3 separate regions of the Mus musculus genome follow, and regions 2 and 3 are each linked to region 1. Evidence: chromatin loops called from intact Hi-C (ENCODE). Cell type or tissue: heart. All regions are shown on one strand.

What was found. Hi-C counts contacts between places; a loop is a spot of excess contacts. Peaks named below come from ENCODE experiments on the same cell type or tissue, not always from the same donor. Only the 100,000 strongest peaks of a DNase experiment are listed, where the experiment ranks them.
Region 2: a loop joins it to region 1, with 10 times the contacts of the local background. A loop is called at or near these places in 18 of 42 quality-filtered maps.
Region 3: it touches region 1 in a loop (2.8-fold over the local background); 8 of 42 quality-filtered maps call a loop at or near these places.

Annotation. Positions count from the first base shown.
Region 1 is chr17:32,524,730-32,532,729 of GRCm38, reverse strand. It overlaps Cyp4f17 (cytochrome P450, family 4, subfamily f, polypeptide 17), which reads right to left. Exons shown (of 13, transcript NM_001101445.2): 9 at 7,766-7,895; 10 at 4,756-4,889; 11 at 4,619-4,683; 12 at 4,372-4,454; 13 at 2,572-4,013. The coding sequence ends at 3,836. Among named protein-coding and RNA genes, the nearest start is that of Cyp4f16, 7.8 kb to the left of the region's middle. In heart, a CTCF peak has its summit at 3,778 (motif pointing left); DNase peaks (open chromatin) are centred at 3,779 and 4,639; H3K4me3 peaks cover 922 bases; H3K27ac peaks cover 670 bases.
Region 2 is chr17:32,679,164-32,687,163 of GRCm38, reverse strand. It overlaps Cyp4f15 (cytochrome P450, family 4, subfamily f, polypeptide 15), which reads right to left and starts at 1,533. Exons shown (of 13, transcript NM_001346538.1): 1 at 1,353-1,533; 2 at 907-1,105. The coding sequence starts at 1,366. In heart, a CTCF peak has its summit at 6,555 (motif pointing right); no DNase peak of the experiment used is centred here.
Region 3 is chr17:32,630,747-32,638,746 of GRCm38, reverse strand. It overlaps Cyp4f37 (cytochrome P450, family 4, subfamily f, polypeptide 37), which reads right to left. Exons shown (of 13, transcript NM_001100187.1): 8 at 7,382-7,448; 9 at 7,058-7,187; 10 at 4,435-4,568; 11 at 4,254-4,318; 12 at 4,007-4,089; 13 at 2,563-3,771. The coding sequence ends at 3,528. Among named protein-coding and RNA genes, the nearest start is that of Cyp4f37, 13 kb to the right of the region's middle. In heart, CTCF peaks have their summits at 3,500 (motif pointing left) and 6,642 (motif pointing right); a DNase peak (open chromatin) is centred at 3,526; H3K4me3 peaks cover 922 bases; H3K27ac peaks cover 540 bases.

The DNA.
Region 1 (8,000 bases):
GAACTGAGAATGCTGCTAGAGTGATTCACTTCTGCTGAAGTGATTCACCTAGGGAACCATGTTTCCAGAACCAACTTTAAAAACACAGAGGCTATTGGAGGCAGCAGAGCCTGTCAGCAAGGTCACATACTACTGCTTCTGCAAGCATGAAAGCTATGGGAGCAGGGCGGGGGCTTGAAGGCTTGCACCTGGCAACAAGAAAGCCACTGAAGCCAGGCAGTGTCTCACTACGGCCTTGAAAGATGGTGCACACTGCTGAGAATCTGAATGCTTAGTTGACATGGAGACCCCGGGATATTGGGAGATGTCAGGAGAATAAGATATCTCCCGTGAAATCCTTCAGACACAAACTGGAAGTAACTCTCCCCTCTCCACCCCTCCCCACCCCTCCCCTCCCCTCCCCTCCCCTCCCCTCCCCCCCCAAAAAAACTCTTTGCTGCAAGAAGCAGCAGAAGGGGCAAAGCTCCCAATGGCTGCTGGAGCAGTGATGATGCTGTCAGGCACCCCAGGTGCTGGATATGAAGCTACAGGGATGTTTTTTGTACGGTTCAGTCTTGCATTTTAAATTTTTCTTTTCCTACTTTTCCTTTCTTTGCCCACATTACTCTCTCTCTATTGGACTCTGATGTTTATACATGAAATATGTTCGTAGGTGGATTTTTAGTTTGTCGTTTGTTTCTTATAAGGCCTCACAATTAAGAATTCCCCTCACATCTCTTAGGAAACTCTGGACTAGGGACTTTTGAGTAAGTGTTGGGATTACTCTAAATGATGGCAGGTTTAGGAACTGAATGAATGCATTTTGCTTTAGATCAAAATTAGAGCTTGTAGGACAAAGGTGAAATGTTTTAACCCCCATTGTGACCCTGCGGGTAGATGGGAAGTGTGCAAGAAGTGATGCGGCCGCATGGGCCAAGATGTTTACTGCCTTGCCCGAGCATGCATGGTGAGGCTACATGTGTGGGCTGCCTGCCAGGCTGGACTGCTCCTCATGATCCGGACCTGTCAGCCTGTTGGTGACCGACCTGAGCTCCTGCCTGGAGTGTGTGTGAATTCTGATTGGATGAGGTTTGGTGGAGCTAGATGAGGTCAGGTGGTGCAGTGCAGAGTATAGTTTTGTTGTTTAGCCCTTGCCCTAAGTAGAAGCTAGTGGTAGTAAGAGAAGCTGTTGTAAGGGGAGTTGTTGTAAGAGAAGCTGCAAGAAGGATGGAGGAAGAAGAGGCTGCTGGGGAAGAGAGCTGTAGGGGGAAAAGCCCGAAGTAAAGAAGTTGCTGCGTGAACCCGCCTTGGTGTCCATGTCGTTCTTGTCTCCGCCGGAGTGGAGATGACCTGCAACAGAAGTGGAGACTGGAGAATCTCTAGAGGACTAGTTCTCAACCTTCCTAAGGCTGTGGCCCTTTAATACAGTTCTTCATGTTGTGGTCAGACCAATCATAAAATTATTGCTATTACTACTTCATAACTGTAATTTCACTACTGTTATGAATCATAATGTATATATATATATGTGTGTGTTTTCCAATGGTCTTTGGTATCTCACAATCAGGTCACAACCACCCATAGGTTGAGACCTGACTCTATATAACCAAGGGCAGCAGAAACTGAGAGAGCCTGTCTCAAAGCCAGTGGAATAGTGGATATCAATCTAGATTTTCCTCTGACCTTCATGTGCACACATGCACACCTGCACACATGAACAAACACTCTTGGGCATATACAAAGGCTATTAATGAGTTAAATACTTAAAATCACATCAGAACTCTCTGTAGAAATTAATACCCATATTGGAAACTTTTATATGGGAAATAAGAAAATGGGGCTGAGGAATTGACTGAGAGGTTAACAATATGTACTACGTTTGCAGAGGACCCTAGTTTGATTCCCAGCAGGCTCATCATGTGGTTCAAACTGCCCCACCCTCTGGGCACACATAAGAAGGGAGGGATAGAGAAACAGAGAGAGAGAGAGAGAGGAGAGAGAGTCAGAGAGAGAAGAGAGAGATGTTTTGATTCTGTTTCTGTGTAGAATGCTGTCTGACTCTGGAATGTGGCCTAATCTCACTCTCCTTGACTCTATAGAGCATCCATAACTTCTTGGATAGTGAAGTTTACATCATAAAGTAAAATTTCCTTTGCACCCCTACTGAAATACACACTCTTGGCCCCAGCATACATATAAAAGGGAAGACCAATCAGTCCTGTGGAGAGTCTATCTGAAAGGACAGTCCATCATGAGAGTCAGCCATCTTGAAAACTGGTCCCTTCCCTGTGAGATGAGCCACCCTAGATAATAGTGACCAAGAAACCCAGCCCTGCTGAACCTTGCCCAAAGTGCAAATTCCTACATTTATAGGCAACCTCCTACAATTAACAGAGGGGTAGATCACAATATTCCTTAATGCACGGTCAGCAAGAGCATGTAGCTCAGTGGGGGAGGATTTCCCTAACAAGTGCAAGACCCGGGCTTCAAGCAGATTGCTACCAAAAACCCAAAGACATTCTATACATAGAAACAGAACACTAAAAGAATATTTTTAAAAATCATACTTTTTTGCTCCTAAGTAATTTCTCATTTTTTCTTCTTTTAAAGATTTATTTATTTTCTATATATGGGTACACTGTAATTGTCTTCAAACACACTAGAAGAGGGTATCAGATCCCATAAGAGATGGCTGTGAGCCACCCTGTGGTTGCTGGGAATTGAACTCAGGACCTCTGAAAGAGCAGGCAATGCTCTTAACGGATGAGCCATCTCTCCAGCCCATCTAAAGTCATTTCTCACAAGCAAAAATATGTAAAACTCTGGTTTTTAACTTTTGAGACAAGGTCTCTCAATGCTGGTCTCAAATTTTCTATATAGCCCAGACTAGTCTTTAAGTCATGAAAATGTTTCAATGACTTCCTGGTAGGAGGAAGAAAATCAAATCCTAGAACAGTCAGAAAAGTTAAGTGTGTGAGTGTGTGTGTGTGTGTGTGTGTGTGTGTGTGTGTGTGTGTGCTGAGACACATACAGACATGGGGAAGCCAGAGGTTTATGTCAGGTGTCTTCATACTCACATCCACTTTACTTCCTGAGACAGAATCTCTTACTGAACCTGCAGCTCTGATTCAGCAAGTCAGGCTGGCCAGTGAGGCACTGGGATCTGCCTGTCTCTCCATGGAGCCACCCCACCACCACCACCCAGCCCCAAGAGGAGTAAGTGAGAACCTGAAAGGACACCACCACACAGGAAGCCTGCCAGCGTGAGGTCATTTTAAATTGAAGCTGCCTCAGTGGCCTTAGCCATCACAAGCCGTGGACATCATTTAATATCATTTGGAGGGGCTCCCAGGCTTCTCCCCTGGGAAGCTGCCCTTCATTTCTAATAAACAGCCCTTCAGATATGACAGGCACAGTGGCCCATTTCTAATTGCACCGCTCTGGTGGTTAGGACAGAGATTTGCTACAAGTTAAAGGCCAGCCTGCTATATCCACTAAAAGCTGAGACCCTGTCTCAAAAAAAAAAAAAAAAAAAGAAAAAAAAAAAGAAAAAAGAAAACTGCCCCAAATCGGCCAGTAAACGTTGCATTTCTCCTGCTCAAACATCTATAGTGCCTCCTTATCGCCAAAAGAATAAAGGCCGTTCTTGAGCTGGGGTGCATGGAACTCTCATCAGTCTGCAGGCCCTGTGGGCTACCCAGAAAGGCCCTTGGACTCAGACAGCAGCCCCAGTCTCTTCTCAGCCAAGCTTCCAGACAGCCTCTGTTGTCCTGCAGCGCCCTCTGATGGCTCTGGGTGAAACTCCGCTTACTCTGGGATTGGCAGAGGAAAGTGACTGGGACAGTAGTAGATCTGGTCACTGAGTGCCCTTGCTCAGAGGCTCCACCCGCAGCCACAGCCCGCCCTCTGCGCGCAGGATCAGCTCTGGCTTCCGGCGAGGCTCCTTGTCACCTGGCAGGACGCGGAAGCGCAGCAGAGTCAGCGCCAGTGCCACCTTCATCTCCCTCATGGCGAAAGTCTGTCCTATGCAGTTCCTGCGGGAGGACAGGTTGGTGACTCTTACTGCACTGAGACTTAACCAGCCCTCAAGGTTTGAACTTGACCTGGTCCCTGTCTCGCCTCGCCAGCCTGAGGGGCAGAAGGTGCGCTGAAGCTCCTGGGACGCCAAGTGTTGTGTTGCCACTCCCAAAGCTCTCTCAGACTCAGCGCCCAAGACAGATCGGGACAGGGCTCTGAGCACAGGGCCCCCACCTTTCACTTTCCACCCCGGGATTTCTAGATCTTTGCACATACCCTGAGTAGAGGGCAGGAAGGAGTCCCAGAACCTGACCATACCAACTTCCCCTGTCCCAGCTGTCAGCCCCTCAGTCACCGCAAGCCCTCTCACCTCACCTAGGCCCAGCAGAAAAGGGAATAAAAGCCAGAGGAGACCTCTTCTGTGGGTTTTCTGGGTCGAAGCGGAAGGGGTCATAGACCTGCAGGTCAACCAAGACTAGGCTTATGGGTCGCGTCTCTATTCACATGGAGACAGTCCCAGAAAAGATGGACATGGAAACAGAAGAGTGACAGATCTGGTTTTCCAGGTAAGGGCCACACCTCTTCCCCGGGTCCCAGAATTAGAGAGTGGGAGGTGTCGCACCTCAGGGTCTGGCCAGACTTCAGGGTTGTGATGAACCCCGAAGATGCTGATGACACAGTCGGTTCCTTTGGACAAGAAAAAAGTCAGTGCTGCCCCCTTGGGGACCATCAGGAGCCACCTCCCCATACAGTCCACACCTTTAGGGATGACCCGGCCATCTGGAAGCACAACGTCTTGGGTGCAGCAACGGGAAATGACCGTAACTGGGGGGTGCAGCCGCAGACTCTCCTTGATGCACATGGTCAGGAAGGGCAGCTGGGCCAGGTCGTCCCTAAGAAACCACCACGTAATTATCCAGGGTGTAAAAACAAAGTCCTAGCCTGCTAGAATGCTTGTAATTAGAGGGCTAGCACCCATGTTCAATGACCTGAATTCAGTAGCCAGACCACACAAAGTATGAAGAGAGAACCAATTCCTATCCAAGAGTTGTCTTCTAACCTCCACACATGCCATGGACTTCACACACACTCTCGAGCGTGCGTGCGCGCGCGCGCACACACACACACACACACACACACACACACACACGCACATGCACACGCACACATACACACACCTGTAATGCATAAACAGTACTGGCCAGCCTCACTGCCACTTGTTGAAACCCTTACTGCTTCACTGTGATCATGAGTCTAAAAACAAAGTTAATTTAAGATGAATCAAAAATATTTGTTCATTATTTTTATTTGTGTGGGTATGTGTTATGTAAGCCAGAGGTCACCCTTGAGCATCTTTCTCTATCCCTCGACGTTTTCGGTGTTGAGACAGTGTCTCTCACTGAACATGAGAACTGCATATTTTGACTTGACTGGCTGGCCAGCATAATCCCATCTCCTGCTCCCGTGTTCCAGTGCTGGGATAGCCTTTTACATGGAGTCTGAGAACTCAAACTGAAGTCCTCATACTATCAGCAAGTACATTACCCACAGAGCCATCACCCCAGCCATGTTTTATCGATTTTACTTTGCTTTGACATTATGTATCACTATGTAACCTTGGCTAGCACAGAACTCCCTGTAAACCAGGCTGGCCTTGAACTCAGAGCTCCACTTGCCTTTTAAGTCCTATGTGCCACCATGCCTAGATATATTCTGTTTTTGTTTTTGTCAGCAAGGTCTCATGTACCCCATGCTGGCCTTGAACTCCCTGTATAGGCAAGGATGGTTTTGACCTGATCCTTATGCCGCCACCTCATAAGTGCTAAGAGAACAAGAGGGAGCCACAATGCTTAACTCCGAATCAAAGATTAAAGCATTAGAAAACCAAAACAAAAAAATAGTGGAGAAATTAACTTGATATTCATATTTTGGAAATATTTCTTTTTTGAAACCATACTTATTGAAAGATACCATTACCAAAAACAAAGAGGATATCTTTAACTGGTTTTTTTTTTTCATTTATTTAACATGAGAGGCCTTTAAAAATTAAATGGAGGCACTCAAGACTCAGAAGGTGGAAGAGGAAGATCAACACTTCAAGACCAGCTTAGGCTCCACTGAGGTGACAGCCAGCCTGAGAGACCAGCTTAGGCCACTGAGGTGACAGCCAGCCTGAGAGACCAGCTTAGGCTCCACTGAGGTGACAGCCAGCCTGAGAGACCAGCTTAGGCTCCACTGAGGTGACAGCCAGCCTGAAAGACCAGCTTAGGCTCCACTGAGGTGACAGCCAGCCTGAGCTTAGGGGGACTGTCTGAACAAGCTTAGTAAGAGTGCTCACCACTGTCCTGGAGGATCCCGCTTCACTTCCTAGCACCCACACAGAGCAGCTCATAACTAGCTGCTACTCCAGCTCCAGGGGATTTGACACCTTCTGGCTTCCAAGGGCACTCACACTCACTCACCTGTACACACCCACACACAGACAGAAATAAAAGTCAATCTTTTTTAAAGTGAGTAAGTTAAAAATAAATATTTGTCTGTTCTGACTAGGACGGAATTTTCCACTATCATGTATTTGTGTGAGAATAAACGTGCAGCATGTATTGTTAACCACACCTGAACTAGTGGAGAGAGCACCACTGACTGACTGCAATTCTGTACCCACGTCTCAGATCCTTACCAGACTGACTGAGGAGAATTTAAAAAAAAAAAAAAAAGTCCAAGTAAAATAGCACAAGTGACAGCTTTATGACAGAACACCAAAAGCTTAAACTTAAATACCAGAAGGAAGAGGGAGTATGTTATTCACAGAAATCAACAATCTATATGTCTTAACATACCATGGCGAAGGTCCTGAGTTCAAATCCCAGCAACCGCATGGTAATGAGATCTGGCACCTTCTTTTGGTGTATCTGAAGACAGCTACAGTGTACTTAGGTATAATAATAAATAAATCTTAACAACAACAACAACAACAACAAAAAAAAAAAAAACAGGCGGTGGTGGCTGACGCCTTTAATCCCAGCACTTGAGAGGCAGAGGCAGGAGGACTTCTGAGTTCTAGGCCAGCCTGGTCTACAAAGTGAGTTCCAGGACAGCCAGGGCTACACAGAGAAACCCTGTCTCAAAAGAAAAAAAAAAAATACCATGGACCACAATAGTATTCAAAAGAGTCATTCACGGGTTTCTGGGATCCTGTCTGTCTATTATCATGTGTGTGTGTGTGTGTGTGTGTGTGTGTGTAAATTGTGCAAGCCACAAGCAAAGGATACATAACCCAAGAGAAAAGTAGATAGAGGATATGACCTAGGAATTCCCAGGGGTCAGCCAGTAGAGATTTAAGAAGCCATGTCCTAGCTTGTCGGGCAATCCCAGGAGGTAGACACAGCAGAGGAGGAGGAGGAGGAGGAGTTCAAGGCCAGCTTGAACTATATAACCCAAAACACCAAACCAGGCCAGGTGGGTAGCTCCTCGGGGAAAGAAACTGGCTGCTGATTCTGACAAGCCAGGTTCAGTCCCTAGAATGCACGTGGTAGAAAGAGAGAACCAATCCCTGAAAGGTCCTCTGACCCCCACATGGGTACTTGGCACATACACACTCCCAACCCGACACACACACACACACACACGCACACGCACACGCACACGCACGCACGCGAGCAAACAAATAAACAAATAAATAAATGTTATTTTACAAAAAAAAAAAAAAAAAACCCACCTACCATTCCCGCTCACAGCTATGCTCATGACTCTAGACTCACCAACTTACCATTCAATCTCCTGGGGCTCTCGGCCCCTCAGCAGCTCTTGAACCTCCTGCCGGCAGCGCTCCTGGTATTCGGGGTGCCTCGCCAGGTTGTACAGGATCCAGGAGAGTGCACTGGCTGTGGTGTCATGGCCTGAGGGACAGACAGGAAGGTCTGGGTGTACGGACAGCTTTAGCACCCCAGAGTAAATAATACTTGGACACCCATGTCCCCAAGCAAAGCAGTGGATGGATAGAA
Region 2 (8,000 bases), 150 kb before region 1:
TGAGCAAATGGGCAGTGTTTCTCCACGCTTTCTGTCTCAAGTTCCTGCTGGAGTTCCTACCTTGACTACCCTCAAACAAACTTTTTCCTCCTGAGGTCACTTTTGGTCAGTGTTTTATCACAGCAACAGAATGAAAACAAAACTTGGATAGGTCTGCAGTTCCAACTGTGCAAAAGGTCTGCAGAGCAGGGACTAGTCAACTCCAGGACAAGAGGGGACCACTAATTCTCTAGGAGGGCAGAAACTCCTACCTGTGAGGCCCCATGCTCTCACCAAACATCACCCTGCGTATGATGTCACTGATGTGTACAGATGTTGTGAGCTTCGGTGTTTGCAAGTGAAGCAACTGAGACCGAGTCACCCAAAGGCAAGAACAGACTTGGTCAAAATCTAAGGCACGGGGTCAAGGAATGCTTACGGGAGGGTGAAGAGACAACTCTTATCTCAGTTGGGCAACAGGACTCAATGGTCCATCTTAGGGAAGAACTGACAGCTTTTAAGTAAAAAGTGCTTCAGGAACAAGAGGCAGGAAGACAACCCATAACTCTCCTGCTTCATGGGTGGTAGGAGAGGAATACCAGAGATTACCCCCAGGCAAACATGGAAACCCTGATATGGATTGACAGAAAAATGGCATTGACGTTGGACAGAGCTTCCCAAGAGGCCTCAAGTCCAGCAGACAATGAGGGAACCCCAGGGGTCCTCACTCTGTATTGTCTACCTTGGAAGTGTCCACCAGTGTAAGAAAGATGGACTAGAAATTAATCCAGAGCAAAGTAGGGGTGGAGGCAGGGACATGAGAAAAGCTAGTGAAGGATGCTGGAGGACTTCAGACCCATCCCCTGAGGTCCATTCCTGGTCCATTCTCTCCAAAATACAAGACCCACAATATATTGCTGCACTCACCATGCCTAGGTGACCCAAGAACCAATTCCATTTGGGGGGTTGAGGGAAATCACAAAGATGATGATATGTTCTGTAGAAGATATAGGTCTGAGTCAGGACACGGGCCAAGAGCCAGGAAGCTCCGATCAGCAGCAAAAGCAGCCATGGTGAGGATGCCTCCAGCCTCAGTCCCAGCCAAGACAGGTCCAACTGTGGCATCCTGTGGGGCAAATGGACAGACAGTGAGACTGGGAGGTTGGAAGAAGGTTGGGGCCATCAGGCATAATGGACCAGGGATATGAATAATGAAGGCTGTTTGTAGGAGGAGAGATCCATGGGGTGGAAATAGGCAGTAATATGGAGGAAGAGGAGGTGGAGGTAGAGGAGGAGGAGGAGGAGGGAGAGAGGGAGAGAGGGAGAGAGGGAGAGACCCAAAATTCCTGAATGAAACTGCCAGGAGATGTTACCTGAAAAACCCCATGTCTGAAGCCAACAGGATCACTCTGACTTTTTGGCTTCAGATAGCTGGTTATCTAGAAATAAGCAGCCAGGTTCAGGCTTAGAGTTCTCTTTAACCTACTCTTAGCCAGGCACCTTCTCTCAGGAACAGTGAGTTTCCCACGGTTCTCCTTCCTTTAGAGTTTCTTTGTTCCTGGCTTCTGCTCTGAAGGAGGCTGAGCTCAGTTGTGTCAGCCAATCCTTCACAGGCCCAACTGCCTCCTCCCCTCTGGGGCAGAAGGCCAAAAGGAGGGGGTTGGGTCAGCAGGGTACAGAGTGAAATCAATTCAGGGTCACAGCATGAACACCAGAGCCTTAGAACTTGTTCCCTCTCACATCATGGGGGAGGGCGGGGGGTGGGGGGGTGGGATGGAGGATGGGCATGGGGATGGAGGTTGAGGGCAGGAGAGATTTGGGAGCAAAACTCTGAGGTTAGCAGAGGTAAGTCTGAGTCTAACATCCACAGCCAAGTAGGGGTATCCCTACGCGTCAGAGACTCGTCAGAGACGACAGTGTATCTAGCAAAATCATTAACAGGAATTCTCCTGCTAGGAGAATGCAACCAGGCCAGGCTTGGTCACAGACCATCTCCCAAAGTCCTCTGCACTGGACTGCACTCACAGCATGTACCTTTTTTTTTTTTTAAATACACAATATTTTATTAATTTGTTGTTGAGAATTTTATGCATAAAATGTGTTTTGATCAGACTTGCCTCCTACTCTCCCGCTTAATTCCTTCCAGATTGGCTCCTTACCCACACCCCTCCCTTTTTTTTTTTTTTAAATAACTTACTGATTCAAATAGGTGTAGTGCCTATCAGGGACAAAAGGCTTACCAGTGATCAGACCCTCAGAGAAAGCTGACTCTCCCACCACCATCAGCTGCCAATAACTCCTCAACTAGGGGCTAGGGCTCACCATCCCTTCCCCAGTGCTGGAATGTTGGTTATCTTGAGCTTGGTGTTATCTTGGGTTCACTGCAGCGTCTGTGAGCTCACTAGAGCAGAGGTCCTACCATACCCAGAAGGCATTGTTTGGTCCTATTCTTCTAGACTTCTGGCTCTTACAGTCATTTCGCTCCAACTTCCACAAAAATCCTTGAATCTTGTGGGGCCCATGTGGGCGTGGTATAGTTTCACTTAGAGACAAGTTCTGCTCACTGCACAAAGAAACTTCTCTCATGGGGTCTGAGACCTGCATGTAGCCTTTCATGGCACAAAACTGGGAGGTCCAGGATGCCTCTGCCTACCAGCTACACAGTCAGGCAAAATTCAAATGCTGCTCTGAAGCAGCTCAGGGTCTGGAGAGAGCCACTACTCTCTGGAGCAGCAAAAAGGAGTACAGCCCAATGACCAAGTCCCCAGGTCAGATGCCAGGAGTCAGCAGCTCAGCTGGGAGAACATAACTTAGGTTGACCTATATGTGAACTGAGACATGGTGAGAGGGAGGAGACATGTGATGTTGAGGTGGAGAGCAGCCCTGAGCAGACAGGTACAAGCAGAACACAGCACTGGTCACACAACAGCCTTGAGGGTCAGTCTGTACAGGCCACCTTTTTTGAGGGCCACTTATTGATTTTGCAGCTGCGTAATCCAAGCTCAATGAATCACTGGCTTTCAGGGGTTCCCCCACTTCCACCTCCTTTTCTACAAAAGTACTAAGATTATGCATGTGTGCAATTATGCCCGACTTTCTATGGGCTCTGGGGATTTGAACCTAGGCTGTTATGTTTGCACAAGTGTAATACCCTCTAGGGTTGCAGGAACAGTTTTTTGCATTTGTTTGTTTGTTTGTTTGTTTGTTTTAATTAAAGGTTTAAAACACAGGGAAGAAATGTTACTGGAGATCTTGGGGAGTTCCTGAAGACTAATCATATGTTAATAAAAGAATTGCTTCCCCATTTTTTTTTGTCTCAATAATTAAAGTGTCGTCGTTTGAGTGAGCTACATCTCCCATAGTCTAAGGCATCTGACGACTTTGTTGTTGCAGGATATTTGATAACACTGTGAACCTTGAGATAGTGTAATTTACTGGAAAAACCTGTTTATAGTTGTGACTTGGCTCCACCTTAGCACTCACCTTTAATCCAAGAGCTTTGTGCTTGAATACTGTAAACAGGATTAAATAAAGTCAATCTTAGGTCAAGAGGCAGAGCAAGCAACCAGTTGACCGGAAGTGAACATAGGATTATTAAGAAAAAGCCATAGAGAGTAACAGGAAGTCAGGAAGATGGATAGAAAGATGCATAGGAAGTAGAAGGGAGGGAGATTCAGTTTGGAGGAGGTTTTCGGAGATGGTGAGGGAGATTTGCTTCTGGGAGGCTGTCTGAGAAAGGTCATCTGGGTACTTTCTCTGCTTCTCTGAGCTAGCAGATGTTCACCCCAGCCTCTGGCTCCTGAGTGTTTGGTAGCAAAATCAAATAATTGAGATTCTGTTAACAATAATTTGTCCTCACTTGGTGGCTTTTTTGGGGAGGGTTAGGAGGTGTGGCCTGGCTGGAAGAAGAGCGTGAGCCCTGAGTTGAGGAAAAGTGTCCCATGGGGATGGGCTTTGAGAATTTAAGGCCTCACCCTACTTGCAGTTTGCTTTTTCTGGTGCTTGTGGTTCATGATGTGAGCTCTCAGTTTCCTGCTCCCGCACCCATGGCCACCTGCCATTATGGATTCTGTCCCTCTGGAGCCATAACCCAAAGTAAACTCTTTCATGAGTTGCCTTGGCCAAGCTGCTTTATCGCAGCAACAGAAAAGTGACTAATAAAAAGAAACTCAAGGACAATAACAGACTCAAGCAGATTAAGGATAATTTATTAGAGTTTCAAAGGAAATTCCCAGGGCCCACTAGCTGTCATTCTCAAAGCTGTGTTGAGGAGGAGATTGGAAAAGCCAAGCCAGCATGAAGGTCAACCACATGGTAACAGGTAGTCACTCGATGAAGAAAAGAACTTTAGAAAAGATGTAAGGAAGTTGAGAGTGTTAGGGAGTTTATAAGGCATAGTTAGACTCTTGCAGGTGTCCAAAAGAAAAAGAAAGAAAAAGGGAAAACTACTGACTCAGAAAGGTGAGCAGACCAGATCTACCCCATGTTGGCTCCTGGGCATTGCACCAGGGTCTGGGAAGAAAGAGTACATTATCTTCAGGTAAGCCTCCCTTCCTACAGCTGAGTGTCTAGCTAGAGCCCTGGTCCATCCTGTTGGATTAACAAGAAGACAAGGGCATGCCTCTGCCTACGACTAGATCACAGTCACCCACCTAGCTGTCTCCACAGCCCTCTTTTCTTATATGAAGTGGAGGTAGCAGTTTGCACAACATTTACTACTCTATGCGACTATCATTTATATTTTAAAATACCATTAATATTTAAAAAAGGAAACTTGTGACAATTTTGGAATTTTGTTTTTAAAAAAAAACACAGACATATAAGAATATGTTTTCATTTTAATCCCAGGTGTGGGATATAAGGCTGCTTTAGATTGTCCACAGTAGCTGACCATCTGCTCTTGCAGGGATGTGATTTTGCCAGCTGCATATCATTTCTGTGATGGTGTGATACTTGGAATTCTGGGGGCTTTTTAGAGGAATTATCAATGCTAGAACCCTGAGAGGTATGCTGGTTGGTGGGTTGTTGTTGGTCATTGTTAAGTATGCATGGGCAAAGAATAAACAACAAAAAGAAATTAGATATCCTGACTCAGAAGATCAAACTTGCCCCTAAGAACTCCACACCCCTATTCAGCAGGAAGTAGTCTAAGGATGGCACCATCTGTCTCCCAACCCCTGACCTATCCTTTCCTCTCTGTCCTCTCTTCTCCCTTATCTAGTGTTAGGGGCTTGATAGGGTGTGTGAAAGGGGGTGGAGAGTGGTGGAAGAAAGAAGAACTCACAAAGTAGCCAAAGAATAGCTACAGGGAACTGTTGCATGTCATGCTTAACACGCAGCAGAACTCCGTATGTGTGACTTTCAAGAATCAGTATCATGTGTGGGAACAGATGGCACCTGTCAGCTCCAGCTGTGTCATGGGACACTTTTCCTCAACTCAGGGCACTAAAGTTTTCTCATATTCTCCAGAGGAAGTAGTAGAGCTGATGTGGAGATTAGATACCTAATATTGATCAAGGAATTAAATCAATACTCCCTAGTGTGCAGCCAGCACCAAGCCTGGACTTTCCATTCTTACCTTTGGGATAGAACGAGGACATGGCTTCTAGCTAGGATTCTTGGGTCCCTTTCACACACCCATCAGGGAACTTGGTAGCTATAACCATTCATTGAGCATCCTCCAACCTTAGCAGGCTTTTGGAAAAAAAAAAAACTGTGAAGTTCTGGCTTGGGATCCAGTAACCTTGTTTTGTTTTTTTTGTTTTTTGTTTTTTGTTTTTTGTTTTTGTTTTTGTTTTTTTTTTTTTTTAAAGCTGGCTTCGATCTTTCACCAGCTGTGTGGCCTTGAGCAAGTAAGTTACTTTCTCTGAGCCTCAAATTGCTAAGGGCATGATATAATGTATGCCTGTGGGTATTCATGAGCCAGTCACCATGTTTGTCCTATTTTAGGTTCTTTAGAAGCAGGCTGTAAAAAAAAAGTGAAGCTCAAATTCTATTCCTTGGAGGTGACCCTTAGGCAATATTTTAACTACCAGGTGCTAAAAGAGGACCCCTGGGAACCAGCAACACAGTGGGAGTGATGGGAAGGGAACGTTAAAGGCATGTGTTGAAGTTTGTACAGTGTCCACCTGGGCTAAGACATGCTGTGGGTCTCTGGGAGACAAACAGTACGATGTACATGCCTAGAATTATCTCTGGAGATGGGATAGTTGCCCACCCGTGACCATCCTTCAGGACTGAAGATTGCTCCCAAGGGCTATGTTTGTCTGGGGTTTGTGGCCTGTACTGAAAAGGTTAGGTCTAAGAACAGGGCCAGGGAGCTAGCTGTAAGAGAAGCCCCAGTGATTGCAACACACACACACACACACACACACACACACACACTTAAAAACCAGCACAGTATGCAAGCACACATAAAAACCTCCTCCACACTCTACACATTTTCCTCCACATGTACATACACAGCACACATTATAAATACATTTGCACAAGTGCACACAGACTTAACCATCAAACATTCAGTTTCTCACACTTTGAATTAATGACCTAAGAGCCTGATGTTCTCAAACTGGCCAGCAGAGGGAGCTTCTTCCATTCTCAGACCCACAGGCTCGTTCATTTTACGTCCTTTTTGATCTTAAAGCTTGTTTGTCCTGAGCAAGAAGTAAGACATTCAGGATCCCAAATACCAATTATGGCATGAAGCAGGTTTGCAAAGAATAGATTAGCTGGTGAGAGAGAAAAAGGGAAGGTCTTTTCTTTTTTAATTGTGGTACTCTATTTGTTGCCCGAGGATGTGTAAACTTGAGCAATTATGAACTTACAAAGCAACAACAACACAAAATATAGTTCCGCTAAAGCTCACCCGAAGGAACAGTGAGTTTATTGGGTTTACTTACAGAGCATGAATGAGAGGCTGTGCACAAAAGTGTGGACGACTTCAAAGCAGTTTCTCCATATGTGATGGCTAAATGTTGGTTGCCAACTTGACTGTATATGGAATCAACTAAACCCAAGCAGCTGGGCAGTCTATGAGGGATTTCCTCGACTGAGTCACCTGAGGTCAGAACCCATCCTAAGTCTGAGCCCCATCTCCTGCTGTCATCCCACGTGAAAGGTCACGGAAGACGGAAGCTTTTGCGTTTTGCCTGCTTGCTCTCACTCGTGCTGGCAAGCTCATCTGTCTTGTGGCTAAGTACTCCTTCTTTGGTCTGAAAACCTTTTTCTCCAGGATTCCAGCGCAGACTGAAGAGAGCCTGAAGCAGTTCTCTAGGGACCAACCCTTCAGGACCTCTGACTAGAGTAACACAGCTGAGACGTGCAGCCTCGTGAACTGAGCAGCAACTATAGATGGCCATTGTTGGACTACCCAGACCACCATCAGACCACCTGAATAAACTCCCCTTTAAGTATACATACAAATATATATTAATATGTATTTTATCAGTTCTGTTCCTTTAGAAAACTCTGACCAACACACCATAGCTGAGTAGGCGAACTTCGGTTAACCTTCCTGAGTCTGTATACTCTAGCACTTTCTCTAATTAGAACAGAATAGTTGACAAATGCTAGGAGGAGTGGCTTGAATATCAGTGGATCAAATGTAAGCTCTCAGCTATTGCTCTGGTGCCATGCCTGCCTGCTTCCATGCTCCCCTCCAAGATGAACATGGACTAACTCTTTGAAACTATAAATCCCAATAAACTCTTCTATGTTGTCTTGGTAATGGTGTCCCTTCACAACTGATAAGTAGCTAAGACAGAAGTTGGTATCAGGAAATGGTGTATTTCTGTGATACGCCTGAACATGCTTGTTTTTTGAGAAATGTGGAAGCCTTTTGGACTTTGAATTAGAAAAGTGGTTGAATGCTTTTAACATAGCTTAAAGCTTAATGGGCCATCATAGAAGGAACAAAGAAGAAAGTAGCGGTGAGGGCAGTGTGGACTAAGAGGTTTCAGAGGGGAGCAGTATTAGGAACTGGCCTAAAGACCATTCTTAGGCTATTTGGGCAAAGAATGTGG
Region 3 (8,000 bases), 110 kb before region 1:
GGGTGGAATGGCATACACCTGCAACCCTGAGAAGGCAGAGACGGGGTCAGAAGATTCTTGAGGCTTGCTGGCCAGCTAGTTTAGTGGAATCACTGAATTTCAAGTTTGGTTTGAGACCAACTCTGAGTCCAGAAGCTCGGGATGGAAGTATGGCGACAGGGCTGATTTCAAATAAGGCTTCTAAGGTTACTATGGCTGGGCTGAAACACTATGACCAAAGCAACTTCAGGAGGAAAGGGTTTATTTGGCTTACAATTCCACATCACTGTCCATCATGGAAGGAGGTCAGGACAAGAACTCAAACAGGCAGAAGCTGATGCAGAAGCCATGAAAGATTCTACTTACTGTCTTACCCCTCATGGCTTGCTCAGCCTGCTTTCACCAGCCCGAGGATGGCACCAACCACCATGGGCTGGGACCTCCACCATCAATCACTAGTTAAGAAATTACCATAGAGATGGATCTTATGAAGGCCCTGCTGGGACAGACTCCCAGACTAGGTGCGTAAGAGGAACTTCCCTAATTATTTCCCTAATTGTTGATTGGCTAAATGAAGATGGCAGAAGCTAATAGTTGGATGAAAGAGAAGACAAGATTTCCGGGCAGGACAGGAAGAGATGACAGGAGAAGACTGGGAGCTGGACCAGGCGGCAGGCCTGCAAGGAGTTGCAAACAGGTAGGTTTCTCAGGGCACCGATAGCTCATGGCCTCTGCAGTTGTGCCTGAGGAGGGCAAGGACGATGGGACAGGATATTCTTTTATCAGCCTTTGAGTTACCTGGTCAGTTTTAAACTACAAAAGTCTTTAGTGTTTTCCTTTCACAGGGCTAAAGGGAGCTGGGTGAGACCGGAGTGGCCATTGTGGCACCAGGCAAGTAGCAAGCAGAGACCAGGAGAGCTAGCATGGGAGCTGAGTAAGACCAGGGTGGTAGTTGGCAGTCCGCAGAGCCAACCGCAGGGTTGGCTGATCGTTGGAGCATGAGTGGTGGCTGTGGTCGAACGCAGGAGGGACTGCGTTGAGCAGCTTGGCAAGGCCAGCTGGAAAAGTGGGCTGCGGTGTGAGAGAGCAATGGCCAGCACCATGGCGGCTAGCCGGACCAAGCATGGGTTTCCTAAGTAGAGCTAGCTGCGGTGTGATCTCAGAGTTAAGTCGTGAGGGGCAAGGGGAAACGTGCTTTATAAAATTACCTGGGAGGAGCAGAGATAAGCCGAGCTATGGGAAGAGGCTCAGAGCAATGGACTACTGGGAAAGGGTACCCTCCAACCTGCTAGGCTGACTGCACCCACACTCCTGTAAGTAACCCCATAAAGCACATTGGTTTGCAAAGTTGGACTTTGGTGGTGTCATTATTTTGATTTGTCATCGTTTCCCTGTCTGGTTTCTTCATATCCTCCCAGGAATTATGTCACAGAGTGTTTACCACTGACCAAAGTGACAATCACACCAAAGTCCAACTCAGTAAATCAGCAATTTTTTATTGGGGTTACTTGCCAGGGTATTGGTGAGGGCTTACAGAAACAGGGGTAGCTCAAAAAAGTCCACCCATCACAAAAGGGCAACAATGCAGGAAAACTTTAACCCTGAGCTCACTCAGTCTCCTCCCGAATAGTTGTTTGTTTCTTCTATAAAACTCGAGAAGGGGCTTCAAGAGTCTGGTGAGCCAAGCAGCAGTGTCCCAAGCCTTTACTAATAGCACTCAGAAGGCAGAGGCAAGTGGGTCTCTGTGAGTTGGAGGTCTACAAGGCAAGTTCCAGGATAAGCAGAGCAACCCTGTCTAGAAACAAACAAACAAGCAAAAACAAATCTGGCTCGGTACATAAGATGCTATTTGCCTACTGGGCCTCATAAACCTTCCCTCTTCCTCCTGGACTGAACGTGTCAAATAGGAGAAAACTGCCTTAGAACATCAGGCAGAACGGGAGGGGAAAGACAGTGATCCTTGCAGGGGCAGAATGTTAGAGACCACTCCAACCTCCATCTACCTAGCCTCGCTGCCACCTCTGTCCTGTCATCAAGGGCATCAGGTGTCAGGTCTTAGAACTTTCAGAAAAGAGGTATGTGTTCCTCCTGGAATCCCGCAGCAGTTCATTATACTAAACCTGGGAAAACTAGTATTTTCAAAGCCTGCTGTTCCCAAACTGTCCTGCAAAGGGAGCATTCTCCATGGTCAGGAGACCAACAGATGACTGTAGCCAGTCAGAAACAGGCCTAGCTGTGTTTTTAAGAATTACACAGGCATCTGTTGTGATCTGTGGAATGCAAAGACCTACACTTCCCCACCCCCTGCAGCCATCCGTTGTCACGATCCTAGGCAGAAGCAAAGGGAAAGGGAGAATATCTGCACAGGGTCCCCAAGACTTATTTGCTTCAGAGGGACAAAGGACAGGAAATAGGAAACAAAGACAAGGGGTAAAGGACAGGGGAGAAGGGGTGGGAAACACAAGAGATGGGAGAAGGTTGTTTGTCCCAGAATGGGACAAAGGACTTCTGGATAGAGAGGAGACCAATGTAGCCCATAGGCAAATGGCAGTTTATAAAGGTAAATTAAGAAACCAGGTATTAGGATGGAGTGTTTAATTAGACATGCTAATTAGAGGAAACAAAGAGGGCTTTTGATTGCTGTACTTCAATAGTGTGATAGCTGCACTTTGGTAGTCAGCCTCAAGAGGAGGAAGTGACCAAGTAAGGGAATAGATCTTGGTGGCTCGCTTTAGGAATGTAGTCTAACAGTTTAGCAAGGCGGAGGGAGTGGGGGAAGGCAAGGCCTGCCAGGACTTTCTATGTATTCCAAGATAGTCTCCAACTCACGATCCCCCTGTCACAGGGACTGGATCTCAGGGTTGAGTCACAGCGTCCACCTGACACTGTTTTTAATGGGTTCGTGAGAGGGTGAAGGGATCAAAGCCCAGAGGTGCTACTAGAAAGGAAAATTAGAAGATTCCTGTGAACTAAGTGGGAGTCTCAGTGAACACGACCCAGGACATAAGTTAATGAAGGATTCTGGGACTTTGTTTACTTTAAGATGCCTTAGGACCTTGGGAATCACAAGCCCAGAATGTCATTTAACATCCTTCTCAAAGGTGCCAAGACAGACCTTTCTGAGAAACCATTTTAGTCAAACTTTATAAACAACCCCACCCCCACCCCCCAGGGGTACTGTGGCAGCCCACTGCTGTAAGTGCAGCTCTAAGAAGCCAAAACACTGGAAGAGCGCTTCAAATATAACGAAGAGGAAGAGAAGGCAGAAGAAAGTGGAAAGAGTGCGATTAGGCTTTGTTTCAGTGACTAAAGAGTGCCAAGCATGCCAGAAACTCGACTCCCTCTCCTAATCTGCTCCAAAATCTACAGTGACTTTAACAGGATGAAGTCCAAGCTTCGACTGGAAAAGAACTCTCAGCGTGAAAGCCTTGCTGGGCTAAATCAGCAAACAGGTACTTTGCCTCAAAGACACCAACCCATTCTCTTCAGAGACCACGGCTGATTCTGTGGCCCTCTAGCGCCCCCTGCTGGCGTTCTGTGGAGCCAAGCTAATTCTGAGAACCGGAGAGAACAATTGGAGGGTGGGGTAAAGAAGCCTCAAGGTCAGGTTTGGAGTCCTTCAGCACTGTGCTCAGCGGCTCCACCCGCAGCCACAACCCGCCCTCCGCCCGCAGGATTATCTCTGGCTTCCGGCGCGGCTCCTTGTCATCCGGCAGGATGCGGAAGCGCAGCAGAGTCAACGCCAGTGCCACCATCATCTCATTCATAGCGAAAGTCTGTCCTATGCAGTTCCTGCGGAGTGACAGGATGGGGACTCTGACTGAGCTCTGCCTAGAAAGGAGCTCCTGGACCCAACCTGACCCAGTCCTGGTCAGCCCTTCAACTTCCAACCCTGGGTTCTGCAGACTTTTGCACATTCTCTGAGCAGAGGGTGGTAAGGAGAACTAGAACCCAACCATCCCAGCTCCACCCTATTCCCACTGTCAGCCCCAGAATCCACCCATCACCACAAGCCATCTGGTCTCACCTGGGCCCGGCAGAAAAGGGAATAAAAGCCAGAGGAGGCCTCTTGTGTGCGTTTTCTGGGTCAAAGCGGAAGGGGTCATAGACCTGAGGGGAGGGGCAAGATGAGGCTTTCTAGGTTGCTTCTTTGCGCACACCCAGCCAGCCCCCCAAAAGTAGACATAGAGACAGGGGTGACAGCTTCTTGTTTCCAGGTTGGGGCTACATCCCCTTCCCATGTCCCTCCCAGCAATGCCTGGAGGAGCCCCCACCTCAGGGTCTGGCCAGACTGATGGATTGTGATGAATACCAAAGATGCTGATGACACAGATGTTCCCTGTTGGGTAGGAGGATCCAGTCAGTACTAGCCAGGTCCAAGCTGCCCCTAGAGACCATCACCCTACTCAGATGCTTCCCATCTGCTCCTCCCTTCGCCCTTGACTTTCAGGACACCTTTAGGGATGACCCGGCCATCAGGTAGCACAATGTCCCGGGTGCAGCGGCGGAGGAGATCTATGACTGGGGGATGCAGCCGCAGACTCTCCTTGATGCACATGGTCAGGAAGGGTAGCTGGGCCAGGTCGTCCCTAAGGAACACAGCGCACAATTATTCAGGAGCAAAACAAAGTCTAAGCTCAGCCTCATCAGCCTCTGGTTGGATTAACCACTCGCCTCTCATGCTTAGTCATGGAACAAATTATATTCTAGATGAATCAAGGATGCTTGCCAGTTCCTTTGTGTGTTTGTGTCTAACTACTAAGAACAACCTTGAACTCCTGTATTTGTCATTCCACTTCCCAAGTTTTGATGCCATAGGGGTCAACTAAGATCTAGGTCCTTAGATCAAAGATTAACACTACTCTCCCCTGAAATCTCAAAAACATGGGAAGGGGGAAGCAAATGTCCCCCACTAACTGCACCCCACTTAACAACTTTATTCTAGTTAGAAGAATGAATATCTAGTGAAGTTAAAGCTGGCACTGAAAAGTGGTTTTAAAAATAAAAGATGGAGATGTCCCTCAACAGAGGAATGGATACAGAAAATGTGGTTGGTACATTTACACAATGGAGTATTACTCAGCTATTAACAACAATGAATTTATGAAATTCTTGGGCAAATGGATATATCTGGAGGATATCATCCTTAGTGAGATAACCCAATCACAAAAGAAGTCACTATATATGCACTCACTGATAAGTGGATATTAGCCCAGAAACTTAGAATACCCACGATACAATTTGCAAAACACAAGAAAATCAAGAAGGAAGACCAACATGTGGATACTTCATTCCTCCTTAGAACAGGGAACAAAATACCCATGAAAGGAGTTACAGAGACAAAGTTTAGAGCTAAGATGAAAGGATAGACTATACAGAAACTATCCCACCTGGGGATCTATCCCATGATCAGCCAACAAATTCAGACACTATTGCACATGCCAGCAAGATTTTGATGAAGGGACCCTGTTATAGCTGTCTCGTATGAGGCTATGCCAGTGCCTGGCAAATACAGAAGTGGATGCTCATAGTCATCTATAAGATGGAACACAGGGCCCCCAATGGAGGAGCTAGAGAAAGTACCAAAGGAGCTGAAGGGGTCTGCAACCCTATAGGTGGAACAACAATATGAACTAACCAATACCCCCAGAGCTCGTGTCTCTAGCTGCATGTGTAGCAGAAGATGGCCTACGCGGCCATCATTGGGAAGAGAGGCCCCTAGGTCTGTCAAACTTTATATGCCCCAATACGGGGGAATGCCAGGGCCAAGAAGTGGGAGTGGGTGGGTAGGGGAGCAAGGCAGGGGGAGGGTATAGGGAACTTTCAGGATAGCATTTGAAATATAAATAAAGAAAATATCTAGTAAAATAAAATTAAAAAAATAAAAGATGGAGCCAATCTCACTAAAACTTATTATAAAACTATAATGATAAAAATGGAAACATTTTCTTAAAAACTACTTTATTCATGAGGCCTGTGGAACACAGGCATAAGAAGACAGTACACACCGCAGAGAAGTAGAGATGTGATTTTGAGGAAGATGTTAAGAAAACTAGCAATTAGCAACAAAAATAATTAAATGGAGCCCGGAAAAGAAATCCAGGACTGGAGAGGTAGAGGCTAAAGAGTAAGCTGGAGCTCTTGCTCCTGAAGATGTAAGCAATAAAGCTTTTTCCGCAGAAGGAAAAAAAAAAAGAGTAAGCTGGAGGCTGTCATGTCGAAGAAGGCAGCTGTCTCAATAGATACATAAATAAAACAAATGCTTGCACATCGTGATGGCACACACCTTTAAACCCAGAACATGGGAGGCAGAGGAAGGCAAATCTCTAAGACTTTGAGACCAGCCTGGTCTACACAGTGAGCTCCAGGTGAGCCAGGGCAACACAATATGACTCTATCTAAAAACAGAACAAAACAAAAATTCTTGGCCTCTCCAAATATAGGGTAGATTCTCAAATACATCGAAAACACTAAAACAGTGAGGAAATTAAAAGACTATATCATTCCAAAGATTTGTCATTTCTGCAAGATGAGTCTAAAAAATCCTCCCCACCCCCCCGCTTGGTATTTTGTTTTATTTATTTATTTAATATATATGAGTATGCTGTTGCTGAAATACCAGAAGAGGGCATCAGATCCCATGACAGACCATGGTGAGCCACGATGTGGTTATTGAGGATTGACCTCAGGACCTGGAAGAACAGCTTTGGTATTTTGAAATGTATAAAATATTACTAAAAACTTGACAAGATACACCCTGGGATTACAAAAGGATTGAAAAAGAGGTGTCTATAAACTACAAGAGAAGAGGGGAACAAAAGCCAGAAGGAAATTCACAAGATGGGAGGAGGAGAATCAAGAAAAATCAAGTTGGGTTTGAAAACTCTATAACAAAACCTAATTTGCTATGTGAGACATAATTATCTAAAGGAAGATGTCCAAACTGGGCATGTAATCCCTAAAAGCACGGGGGTTAAGACTCTGTAATCCAACCTGAGCTACATAGACACACCCTGTAATAAATACAGCAAAGAACATGATGACCAGAAGCTCCAAGAGCAGAGACTATCATGCTCACCATTCAATCTCCTGGGGCTCTCGGCCCCTCAGCAGCTCCTGAACCTCCTGCCGGCAGCGCTCCTGGTATTCGGGGTGCCTCGCCAGGTTGTACAGGATCCAGGAGAGTGCACTGGCTGTCGTGTCATGGCCTGAAGGGTAGAGAGACAAGCAGGGTTGTGTCCCTGGCCTGTTTCAGCAAAATGGGGCACTTGTATCCAGACAGAAAGGCTCCAAAAAGGGATGGATGGAAAGAAAGAATGGAGGGAGTCTAGGTCTCCCCAAAATAGTTACTTGAGACTGGCACACCTCTACCTCCTCTGTAGCCCTACACAGGGACTCTCACCTCCAAACATAAAGGTGTCAGCCTCTGCCCGGATGTCCTCATCTGACAGCTCCTTTCCATGTTCATCCTGAAGACAAAACAAGACCCTCGATTCACACCATGTGTGTGTGCAGACCACCCACATGTTTGAATGCTTGACCACAGAGAAGAGGTGTGGCCTTGCTGGAGGAACTGTGTCCCTGTGTAGGTAGGCTTTGAGGTCTCCCTTTTATTTTAAATTAGGTATTTTCTTTATTTACATTTCAAATGTTATTCCCTTTTCTAGTTTTGCCCCCGAAAATACCCTATCCTCACCCCAACCCTCCCACTCCCACATCCTGTCCCAGGCACTACCCTATACTGGGGCATAGAACCTTCACAGGACCAAGGGCATCTCCTCCCATTGATGACCGACTAGGCCATCCTCAGCTACATATGCAGTTAGAGCCTTGAGTCTCTCTGTGTGTTTTCTTTGATTGGTGGTTTAGTCCCAGGGAGCTCTAGGGATACTGGTTAGTTCATATTGATGTTCCTCCTATGGGGCTGCAAACCCGTTCCGCTCTGTGGGTACTTTCTCTAGCTCCTTAATTGGGGACCCTGTACTCTGTCTAATGGATGACTGTGAGCATCCACTTCTGTA